Regions from separate parts of the Homo sapiens genome. Here all the other regions are linked to region 2. The links are chromatin contacts, found by Hi-C or POLR2A ChIA-PET in ENCODE. All regions are on one chromosome and are shown on one strand. Each heading gives the region's core, a stretch centred on a gene start or an enhancer-like site at or near the end of the contact. The rest is flanking DNA. Distances are from core to core; before and after follow the strand shown.

Region 1 (3,999 bases), core at 425-2,924, 850 kb after region 2:
TGAAAAATATCGTGTTGGCAAGCATGTGAAACAACGAAACACTCAACACTCCTGATGTATTTTTATATAAAATTCAAAAACAAGCAACATTAGTTCATCTCATTAGAAACCAGTATAGCAGTTACCACTGTAAAAAGGGGAAAATATTAAATACTACACAGGAAGGCTTCTGAGGACCATTCTATTAAGTGGTGATTACATAGGTGTATATTCATTTTGTCTTGCTCTATCGCCCAGGTTGGAGTGCAGTGGCCTGATCACAGCTCACTGCAGCTTATACCTCCCAGGCTAGATCCTCCCTTCTCAGCCTCCTGAATAGCTGGGCCTACAGGTGCACGCCACCATGCCTAGCTAATTTTTCCTATTTGTAGAGATGCGGGTCTCACTATCTTGACCAGGCTGTTCTCGAACTCTTGGGCTCAATCGTCCTCCCGCCTCCACTTCCCAAAGTGCTGGGACTACAGACGTGAGACACGACGCCCGGCCAGTATATTTTGTAATAATTCACGGAGTTGTATACAGTTGTGAATGTGAATTTTTCTACATGTATATTACATTGCGCTTTAGAAGTTAAAAACAAACAAACAAACAAAAAAACAGGGGCCAGGCGCTGTGGCTCACGGCTGTAATCCCAGCACTTTGGGAGGCAGAGGCGGGTGGATAACCTGAGGTCAGAAGTTCGAGACCAGCCTGACCAACATGGTGAAACCCCGTCTCTACTAAAAATACAAAAATCAGCCTGGCGGCGTGGTGGTGGGGGCCTGTAATCCCAGCTCCTCGGGAGGCTGAGGTAGGAGAATCGCTTGAATCCGGGAGGCGGAGGTTGCAGTGAGCCGAGATCGCGCCACTACACTCCAGCCTGGGCGGAAGAGCGAGACTCCATCTCAAAAAAAAAGTTTTAAGAAAACCAAACCTCACTTCAGATCATTCTCTAGGCATCATGTGAATGGTTTTCCGCATTAGATGATGAAAACACTGTTTTGGCAATCGGAGATTGGTACTTTCTAAGCACGGTGTAATGGAAAGACAGATCAGGAATCCGGAAGCCCTGGCTGTGATATTAAACAGCTGTGGCTACACCGCTCTGATCTCGGACTTCTCGCTCGAACCCATAAAATAGGTGTTGCCTATAAAGGCTCTAATGTTTCTCCCCTAGTTCTAAAGACTGAGGTCCACTTGTGTTTTCGCCCCAGCAGCTGAGGGTCGGTCGGGCGCGGACACGCCCTGCCACGTCCGGGTTTCACACTGCGCGCGGAGGCCCCAACTGCCGCTGAGCACTGGACCGGCCAGGACGCAGGTGGGCGAGGACGAGCCGCGGCTCTGGAGGGCCCAGCCTGCGCCTCACACACTCACCTCGGTCCGCAGCGCTCCTCTCTCCAGCAGGCCCCGCGCTCCGACTTCACCCCGCGGGCGTGGCACGCGCCCGACCCGCACGGCCCCCAACGCCCCTGGCTTACGCTCCACTTCTCTACTCGCTTGCCCCAGCCTTCTGCGCACAACCCAGATGAGTTGCAGTTCCCAGCTGCACGCCTCGGGAAGCGCCGCACTCTCCTTAGGGCTCGGTCTCTGGCCGCTGCGCGCGGTCCGCCAGCGGCTTTCAGAATTCCCGCCAAACCCTCTCGCCCAGGGTCACGCCCGCGTCGACGTAACGTATCCCCGCCTCCCGGATCCGCCTTCTCCCCGCTTCCGCCCTGCGCGCTAACCCAAGACGGGAGCTCGAGAGCTTGATCCTGCGCGAGTTTACAGACTGCCCTCTTCCCTTTTTGCGTAAGGACTAATTCAAACTTTATGCCGGGGGCGGTGGCTCACGCGTGTAGTCCCAGCTGCTCGGGAGGCCGAGGCGAGAGTATCGTCTGAGCCTAGGAGTTCGAGGCTAACCACGGCAACGCCCCTACTCCTACCCCAGTCCCTCGCGGGTGGGGCGAGGGATTTCAGGGGGCGGTGGGGGAAGACTTAACCGAGTTGCCGTCTTCTGTTTACCAGATCGAAGACCACGACTCCCAAGAGGTAATGCGTCGGCCCGGGACTACATCTCCCGGCATGCATCGCCGGCGGGTCCGCGAGTTCTCACCATCGCAGCTGGACTATTAGCGGGGGCCCTAGCGCTCTTGTGGTTTGTTTCGGCAGTATCTGAATGTCAGCTTTTGGCACTTCTGGTCGCTCTGAGCCTCCTACTCGCATTCCTGGAGCAAGGTGCTTTCCAGGCCTCATGGAGGTGGAGGAGCTGAGGAAGCTCGAGAAGATGGATAGAAGTGGGAAATGGAGCTAGCGTACGGGAGAGGGAAATGGCTGGAATATTCGTCAATCTGTGGTGCTTTACTGGAGATTTGCAGGAGTTCAGAGGAAGGGGGCATTGAATTTCATAACCTAAACCGTATCGTGGTTTACCAGAAAGTTTTGACCCGTGATTCCGGTTTTAAAGGCTGAGTAGGGCCGGGCGCGGTGGTTCACGCCAGTAATCCCAGCAGTTTAGGAGGCCAAGGCAGGCGGATCACCTGAGGTCAGGGGTTGGAGATAAACCTGGCCAACGTGGTGAAACCTCGTCTTTAGTAAAAAATACAAAAATTAGCCAGGTTTTGTGGCACATGCCTGTAATCCTAGCTACTCGAAAGGCTGAGGCATGAGAATCGCTTGAACTCAGGAGGAGGTTGCAGCCAACCGAGATCTCGCCGCTGTACTCCAGCCTGGGCGACAGAGCGAGACTGTGTCAAAACAACACCACAAGCTAGCTGAGTAGGGATTCTTGGGCGAAGTGGAAGACATTATAAGCAAATAGGGTAGTATGGGCATGGAAACGAACTACATGATTAAAGATTAGTATTATCTGGCGAGGGAGGAAAAGTGCCAGAGCAAGTGCCGAAACTGGAAGGTTACATTTAGTTCAGGATATGAAGATCATATAAGGCCTGCACGGTGGCTCACACCTGTAATCCCAGCACTTTGGGAAGCCAAGGTGGGGGAGGATCGCTTGAGCTCAGGAGTTGGAGACCAGCCTGGGCAACATAGTGGGACCCCATATCTCAAAAAAAAAAAAAAAAAAAATAAGCTGGGCGTGGTGGCTTGTGCCTGTGGTCTCAGCTATCCCGGAGGCTGAGGTGGGAGGACTGCTTGAGCTCAGGACGTCAAGGCTGCAGTGAGCTATGATGGGCCACTGCACTCCAGCCTGGGCTACAGAGTGAGACCTTGTCTCAAAAGACAAGCGACAACAACAAAACATGTAAGGAGAGGCCAGGCGCGGTGGCTCAAGCCTGTAATCCCAGAACTTTGGGAGGCCAAGGTGGGCGGATCACGAGGTCAGGAGTTCAAGACCAGCCTGGCCAAGATGGCAAAACCCCATCTCTACTAAAACTACAAAAATTAGCCGGGCGTGGTGGTGCATGCCTGTAATCCCAGCTCTTTGGGAGGCTGAGGCAGAGAAGTGCTTGAACCCGGGAGGTGGAGGTTGCAGTGAGCGAGATCACGCCACTGCACTCCAGCCTGGGCAACAGAGCAAGACTCCGTCTCAAAAAAAAAAAAAAAGGTAAGGAGCTTTGGTCTCTAGGTACTGAAGAAATCATTGAAGTTTTTAAGAAGACAAGTCATTTGGTTAGATCTATTTTCCCTCCACTTACCAATTTATTTTTATTTTTATTTATTTATTTATTTATTTATTTTAGATGGAGTCTTGCTCTGTTGCCCAGGCTGGAGTGCAGGGACGTGGTATCAGCTCACTGCAACCCCACCTCCCAGATTCAAGCGAGTCTTCCTGCCTCAGCCTCCCAAGTAACTGGGATTACAGGCGCCTGCCACCACGCCCAGCTAATTTTTTGTATTTTTAGTAGAGACAGGGTTTCACCATGTTGGCCAGGCTGGTCTCGAACTCCTGACCTCAGGTGATCCACCTACCGTGGCCTCCCAAAGTGCTGGGATTACAGGTGTGAACCACCGCACCCGGCCTTATTTTTTTATTTTTGAGACAGCATCTCGCTCTGTTCAAGTTGGCCTTGAACTCCTGGCCTC
Region 2 (3,618 bases), core at 176-2,675:
AATTTTTATATTTTTAGTAGAGATGGGGTTTCACCATGTTGGTCAGGCTGGTCTCGAACTCCTGACCTTAGGTGATCTGCCAGCTTCAGCCTCCCAAAGTACTGGGATTATAGGCATGTGCCACTGTGCCTGGCCCCAGCAATCTGGTTTAACAAGACTTCCAGTTGATTCTGGTGCCTGTTAAAGTTGGAAAGCCACTGGACTAACATTGGCTGCCCCATGATGTCCTTTGGTCTAGAAATGATTTACTTAAGGTCCTACTATGTGCATGGCAACACGTTGGGTGCTCAGTATTTAGATGCAAAGTACAAGGTCTGGTGCCCACAAGGAACTGACAGTCTATTCAAGGGAACAGGACATAAGCCTGTGAAAAGGTAACCGGTGACAGTTGGTAGTTGGCAGTGTGTTCTTAGCATACCACACAACTGGTGCAGGCGGTGAGATTCCAGGTGAATCCAAGGAAAGTTTGGTGAGTAGGCGTGGCTGGCAGAGGTTTTAGAGTTGACGCCAGCTAGGCCTTAAAGAGTTATCCTTTGGAGACAGGGGTGGCAGGGAAAAGAGGGAGGATTTCCAAGAAGGGAGAGTGGGATGAACAAAGGCAAGATTCTGGAGAAGATGATAACCTTGCTAGCAAGGAAGCTTTATTCCCTCTCTTCTCACCACCACTATTTCTGCAGTGCACACTGGCAGTGTTCTTTCCTTGGGCCTTTTTCATGGTTACCTTCTAGCTCTTCCATAAACACATTCGTCACGTTGGGGTGTGTGTGTGTGTCCACGTTTCTGTGTGCTGCCGTGGGCGTGGGTGCTGGGATGTGGGATGTGGTAACACTGGCTGGTGAGTGCAGAGGGACGTCTGAGGAACGCTGTGTCCCTGCCAGGGGTGTCGTAAGTGCAGAAGGGGCTGTGCCTGCTGTACATCAGAAGCATGTGTGGGCCAGGCGCGGTGGCACATCCTGTAATCACAGCACTTTGGGGGGCCGAGGCGGGCGGATTACCTAAGGTCGGGAGTTCGAGACCAGCTTGGCCAACATGGTGAAACCCCGTCTCTACTAAAAATACAAAAATTAGCCAGACGTGGTGGCGGGCACCTGTAATCCCAGCTACTCGGGAGGCTGAGGCACAAGAATCGCTTGAGCCCGGGAGGCGGAGGTTGCAGTGAGCCGAGATTGCGCCACAGCACTCCAGCCTGTGCGACAGAGCAAGACTCTGTCTCAAAAAAAAAAAAAAAAAAAAAGGATGTGTGTTCTGGGTGATGGTATAGAGCTTACGTGGGGGTAATAAACCGCCAGCCGCGCAGCACCGCGCTCACCAGTCCGCTGCACTGAACAAGCAAAGCCCAGAATGCTCCGAGATAAGACCGGGAGAGGCGGGGCTGGGCTGCGGGGCGGAAGCTGGAATCTGGCGGCGGCGGAAACGCGATCTCTGCGGGGCAAGATGGCGGCGCCCAGACAGGCCTGGAGCACGTAGGTGGCGGGGCTGGAGGGACGGATTTCAGGTGATCTGGGAGGAGGACCCAGGGTAGCGTGTCCAGTTTCTTTGCTGGAACCTGCCTGCGGGCCTTTGGTCTGTAAGGGAGCAACTGTGGCCTCCTCTGTGCATAGATCTCGGGCACGGCCCTTCAACGGGCGGCGAAAGCTGCGACTCGATGATTCCTCATTGTAGAGTTGGGTGGTCCAGGAGGCTTAACTGGAGCCCTTGACCTGAGCGGTAAGGGCAGTCACGCGTCCCGACTCGGGATTGGATCCTGGCTCTGGAGGATAGGCTGCAATGTAAGAGCCCCAGAGACTCCTCAGAGGCCAACATAAACCCAGAGGTCCATTGTTAGGACTACTTTTTTTTACGAGTTACTCTTTAGGCATTACTCTTTAGGATTACAGGCGTGAGCCACCGCGCCCGGCCAACCCATTCTTATTCTATTAATAACTGAAAATGTTATCACTTCTAGCACTGATTGGTTCTGGACAAATCTGCGCTGGATTTGTGGGGAAACACACTGGTGGCTTTACTTAGGACTAAAATAATTGTTACTGAGGTTTATTTATATAAGTAACAGGCACTGGGCTAGGCGTTTTGCGTGTATAGTCATTTAAATCCTCACACATTTCCTATTATATAGGACCTGTTACTCACATTTTACAGTTGTGGAAATGGGACTTAAGACAGCATAGAGGCCGCGCACGGTGGCTCACGCCTGTAATCCCAGCACTTTGGGAGGCCGAGGCGGGCGGGTCACCTGAGATCAGGAGTTCGAGACCAGTCTGGCCAACATGGTGAAACCCCGTCTGTACTAAAAAAATACAAAAAATTAGCCGGGCGTGGTGGCAGGCGCCTGTAATCCCAGCTACTCGGGAGCCTGAGGCAGGAGAATCACTTGAACCCAGGAGGCGGAGGTTGCAGTGTGCCGAGATCGTGCTATTGCACTCCAGCCTGGGCAACAAGAGGGAGAATCTGTCTCAAAAAAAAAAAAAAAAAAAAAAAAAGGACAGCATTGATAATTTGCCTAATTTCGCACATTTAGTGCATTTAGTAAGTAGCGGAACTGGTATTTGACTTCTGGCCTATTGATTCCAAAACTGGTGCCCATAACCCCCTGGCTCTCTTTGTGATGTAGGTATGGCGCACCCTATGAAGTGAGCTGGACTTTGCTTTTGGATCACATGAATCCATGGATAAGTAGGAATTGTTTCTGCTTATGTAGACTCTTATAGGAGTGAATTGTTACCATACTATGGATTCTCAGTTCATCTAGTTCAGCCTTCCTTAGGGCCTTTGGGTAGGCATTGGGGTAGGAGACTTTTTCCTTGTTTGTTGGTCAGACTGCCCAACAATTAGATATGGTTATCTGCCCTTTGGCTATATAAATAATAAGAATCATAACTGGCGTTTGTGTCCTTTCATGTATGAGACTCTGTTCTAATCTTCTTACATATATATAATTAATTCAGGAGGTAGGTACAGTTATCTTCATGTTACAGATGAGGAAACAAGCACAGTAACTTCAGTAAAATACCTTGCTTAAGCTTACACAGTTAGTAAATGGCAGAGCCTGGATTTGAACACAGGCAGTCCATTTTCATACTGTTTACCTCCCATCCAGGAAAAGGCACATCTGTATACTTCGCTGTTGTCATGCTACAAATAGTAATTAATACAAGTTCTATGCCAAATTTAAGATGAAATTTTGTAGACAGGTCTTTGCTCACTTCATCCACTTCCTTCAGTTCTCTACTTATCTAAGTTTTCTCTTTCAATATTGACCTCTATTTTTAACCTTTAGGGATTTTTCCCACCTCTGAAATCGTGTAGCACTGATCTTCTATGCAATTAATTTCATCACTGGGATGTACTGCCTTGTAAATTTATATGTGTGTTTACCATATTCTCTCACCCCAACTTTGGGTACATCATTGACCAAAGGAAGACCTTTACAATCTTGGAGACATCATTTAAACTGTAAACCTTTGGAATTTCTAGACTTGTGTGGGCAAAGAGAGATAATGAAGTGGGAAATTATTAAAAGACCCAGCATTTCGGCATGGTCTCTGTCTCCCCAGTAAGCCCCTTGAACCCAGGGACTGGATTTTACTCCCATTTCTTTATATTTACAGCCCCTTGTAC
Region 3 (3,799 bases), core at 884-3,383, 660 kb before region 2:
AATTAATGTATTTTTCTCATTTTTTTCAAACTTTTTCTAAAGACTCTTTCTGTCAAACTCATGAAAAATTTCTTTCTATGGCTTTTATTCTAGATTGTCTTATTTTCTGTTAAAACCAATGACCACATGACCACAATCTTCACTAACTCATACTGCAGTGAAAGTGTTAACCCTTAGGTAGTTTCTCTACAACTCTTTGCTATGGTGATTTTTAAAAAAGTTTCCTAGGAAGTATCTCTGAGGAACAGCAATCTGAAGAACTGACTATATTCTCATGCTAAGTCATTAGCCAAAAGCTGGTGGTATTGTTGCATGCTGCTATTGCATATTAAAACGTAGCAGATGAATAATAGTTGTAATGCAGCAGGATAGTTGGTCAAATTATTTTTTTAGGCTGCTTTGATGTTGACTTGAGACTAGGAAAAAAAAAAGCCCATTGTGTTAAGCGGGAGTGTATAGTTCAAGTTCTATAGCCTGGGCCCTGATAATTCTACTTACAGCTTTCTGTATTACTGGGAATAGATATAGTGTGTCATTTCTTAGGTTCAGAAGAAATTGATAGCTTTGCAGTAATCTGTAAAACAATATAAACCTTAGGGTTTTGGGCCTGAACGAAAAGGTACTAGACCTTCCAGCACAACAGCTGGTAATTCTAAATTTTTAAGAAGGTGATCAGCTTCTATGGTGAAAATCAGCTATAACACAGGATTTGTGTAGCAATTTTCATGTTTTTGACTACTTGAAAGTACTTTTCACTTGATTATCAGAACAGCATTTGGTAAAGATGGGACAAGTATTCCTAATTTACATATGAAGAAACTGATATTGTGTAAAAATAAAATGACCAGGACCAGTTTTTTTGACTTCATATCACAGACTTACCCTTTTTCTTTTACATTTTTGCTTTAAACCCAAATGCTTAATTTTTTGACCTACGATGTTTTCCTAGGGGGAAATGACCAGATATAGATCATTCTTGCAGCCCAAACTTTGTTGTTTTTTAAGTCTTCAAGGGGAATACTAAGGTAACCGCAGACAGTACAGGTCCCAGGTCCTATAGGAGGAAAAGCCATGACACCTTCCTAAAGGAATATTAGGATGTAAGACACAGCTTTGGAAAGTTGAATTGGTAGGAATGTGGTCATCAAATTAAAAGGAGGCTTATTTCACTGACTTCCAAGAGTTAGTGAATCATCTCTTGCCTAAACTCTTGCTACTCAAAATGTGATCCAGGGACCAGCAACATCTGGGAGATTTTTGGTGCTCAACTGAGGGTCTTACTCTGGTCCTACTGAATCAAAAGAGGCATTTTAACAATGTCTCTAGGTGATTTGTATGCACGTTAAATTTGAAAAGCATTGGCCTCAAATGGTGGTTCTCAGGGTAATTTTGCCTCCCAGAGGACATACGGAAAAGAGACATTTTTATACCTCTGTGGGGAAGATAACTGGCATTTGGTGGGTGGAAGTTAGGGATGCTGTTAAACATCTTACATTGTACAGAACATGCCCCCTCCCCCAACAAGAAATTATCCTGTCCTAAATGCCGGTAGTGCTATCGCTGAACAACCCTAACCTAAAATGGTGGTTCTCAAGCTTTTAAGTGCATGGACTCACCTTGGGGTTTATTAAAACATAGGTTGCTGTTCCCTTCGAGTTTCAGATTCAGTAGAACTGGAATGGGCCTGAAACTTTGCATTTCTAACAAGTTCACAGGTGCTGCTGCTACTGCTGTTGTTGCTGGTCTAGAACCACTTTCAGAACCACTGGCCTAGAACAACCATGAAAGCATTAAGGTAAGGTGCTTGTACTAATTGGGATATAATGGTAATACTAAAGCTACCACTTACTGAGAGCTTAGTGGGTGTCAGGTGTTGCTAAGCGCTCACGACACTAGGTCACAGGTATTTACAAAAATTTTGCAGATTAGGAAAGTATGGCATCGAAATATTAAATTTTCTAAATCACAGCTAATTTCCTAATTGGTAGATCTCCGTCTGAGGTCGACGCCAAAGGCCGAGTTTTTAACCATCACGCCCACTGCCTAAAGCAGTTCTAAGATTAAGAGTTTGTTCCTTCTATGGTAAGCCCATGGCTACTCGGGATGGAGTAGCTATGGGTCCAGAGTGACGATGGCAACTCAGCAACAAAACAATTCATTTAGAGTGCACCGGGAGGAAGGGGCGGGACTTCGGCTGCGGAAGAGGCGGGCCTAACTAGCAGGAAGTCCGGGGTTGACGATGGCTGTGTTGTTGAAGGGCCTGTAGCCGGGGGGTTCCTGGCCGGATCCCGGTCTACCCTTAGCCCAGACTCGTTCCGGACCCCAGCCCGGCCCGGAACACTCTGGGCGAGACGGCGGTGGCAACTCTCCCCTTGCCGCCATGCACGACGCTTTCGAGCCAGTGCCGATCCTAGAAAAGCTGCCTCTGCAAATCGACTGTCTGGCTGCCTGGGGTGAGCCGAGGGGCCGCGGGGCCGAGGCGGAGTCAGCACAGGAGCGGTCCGGATCTTTTCTGAGGCCGGGGAAGTGGACAGGCGTCCATCCGTGTGGGCTTCGGTTGGATGCTACACGAGAGGGGCTTAGGATGAGAGAAGGCAGAGAGATGACCACCGGCTATAGACATCGATGTCTGTGGGGCTACTTGGGTGATCCCAGTGATCCAGTCATTTAGGGGAGTTCCCCTTGCTTTTGCTCTCTGTGCAGAGTGGGAGGATGAGCTTTCCTTTTTAGTTGTGCTCAGCTTTGGCCCATTTTGATTCCCACGAAGACTTCATTTTAGAGGGTCAAAGCAGTAAGAAGTTCTCAGCCTGCCAGGGGCTTGAAGTTGTCCAGATGTTTGTGTTGTTTTCTAGATGAAAGTCAACCCTGGTTTTGGGGGCATTGAACAAGTTAACACCATATGCTTTTTTTTCCCCTTAGTGATCATTCGTTCATTTCTCATTCCTGTAGGGAACTCATGTAGTTAGCTAACCTTTGAATCTAGCCAAGCGGTTGATTACCTTATATCCAAAGTGTCCAAGTTACCTAACTGTAGGCGGAAGAGTTTCCAGACTGTCTTGAAACCTAACCCATAAAAACTAGCATAGTCCTTTTGGGATTGACTAGTGCAGAAGGCCGGGACAGACATCTCTTGTGTGCTCTGAAATACAAATGAAGGTTTCAGGGATAACGGTGAACATTGTGCTCTTATCCGTGAGTGACTGGTTTGATACCAGCCGCCAAAGACCAAGGAAATCATTTCTAACTTTCCTCTTAATGTTTAGGTCCTAGAAATCAAGGACCATAAAAAGATGATTCAGATCCCTTAATCAGATCTTATACTGAGCTAGATAGGTAACCATGATGGGCCTTATGGAATCTTGGTGGTGTCTGATACCATGTGCGTCAGCTGTTCACAGTGTCACCGAGTCATCCTTGCAGAGTTCTTGATGACTTCTTCTGTAGGGTTCTTTCACGAAGAATTTTCATGTTAATGTGCACCCTTCCTCCTTTAGCAGCTCTGGGTCTCTTTAAAATCATACCTCCACAGTAAGCAGTTCTAGTCCTTTGGGTTAAGAGGAGAATCCTACTTCCTCCAGACATCTCAAGAAAACCAATTTCTGTCATTAAATGCTCTCATTAAACATTTAAATAGAGGAGGAGAAAAAGTTTTTAAATGAAAGACCTGACACTGCATGAAAGGATTAATTCCCCCATTGCTTCATCAGATATACTTATTAGGTGGCTACACGGGCCATTCTCTTTGCTTGGGACAGTAATACAATGATGAATAAGAAACAGTGCCTGTGCTCCTAGGACA

Evidence for each region. A loop is a pair of places that touch in the nucleus more often than their neighbours do. ChIA-PET counts read pairs that join two places held with the same protein, here RNA polymerase II (POLR2A). Pooled maps may share reads with other maps.
Region 1: a loop to region 2 is called in a pooled map, with 5 times the contacts of the local background. The contact joins the promoter of RAD51-AS1 here to the promoter of RPAP1 in region 2. A Hi-C loop is called at or near these places in 1 of 50 pooled maps. POLR2A ChIA-PET finds 5 or more read pairs at or near these places in 2 of 52 experiments (HCT116 and activated T-cell).
Region 3: a loop to region 2 is called in a pooled map, with 8 times the contacts of the local background. The contact joins the promoter of VPS39-DT here to the promoter of RPAP1 in region 2. A Hi-C loop is called at or near these places in 1 of 168 maps with a recorded cell type or tissue (CD8-positive, alpha-beta T cell) and 6 of 50 pooled maps. POLR2A ChIA-PET finds 5 or more read pairs at or near these places in 3 of 52 experiments (CD4-positive, alpha-beta T cell, Panc1 and activated CD4-positive, alpha-beta T cell).

The regions. Positions count from the first base shown.
Region 1 is chr15:40,692,780-40,696,778 of GRCh38, reverse strand. RAD51-AS1 (RAD51 antisense RNA 1) reads left to right here and starts at 1,674. Exons shown (of 2, transcript NR_040058.1): 1 at 1,674-1,767; 2 at 1,984-3,045. RAD51 (RAD51 recombinase) reads right to left here and starts at 1,605. Exons shown (of 10, transcript NM_002875.5): 1 at 1,354-1,605. RefSeq lists enhancers at 164-760, 761-1,358, 1,396-1,455, 1,926-2,075, 1,956-2,553 and 1 more.
Region 2 is chr15:41,542,064-41,545,681 of GRCh38, reverse strand. It overlaps RPAP1 (RNA polymerase II associated protein 1), which reads left to right and starts at 1,425. Exons shown (of 25, transcript NM_015540.4): 1 at 1,425-1,463. RefSeq lists enhancers at 1,281-1,670, 1,604-2,185 and a silencer at 2,665-2,865.
Region 3 is chr15:42,206,735-42,210,533 of GRCh38, reverse strand. VPS39-DT (VPS39 divergent transcript) reads right to left here and starts at 2,133. Exons shown (of 3, transcript XR_932181.3): 1 at 1,850-2,133; 2 at 1,617-1,770. VPS39 (VPS39 subunit of HOPS complex) reads left to right here and starts at 2,230. Exons shown (of 25, transcript NM_015289.5): 1 at 2,230-2,453. The coding sequence starts at 2,381. It overlaps TMEM87A (transmembrane protein 87A), which reads left to right. Exons shown (of 20, transcript NM_015497.5): 20 at 1-87.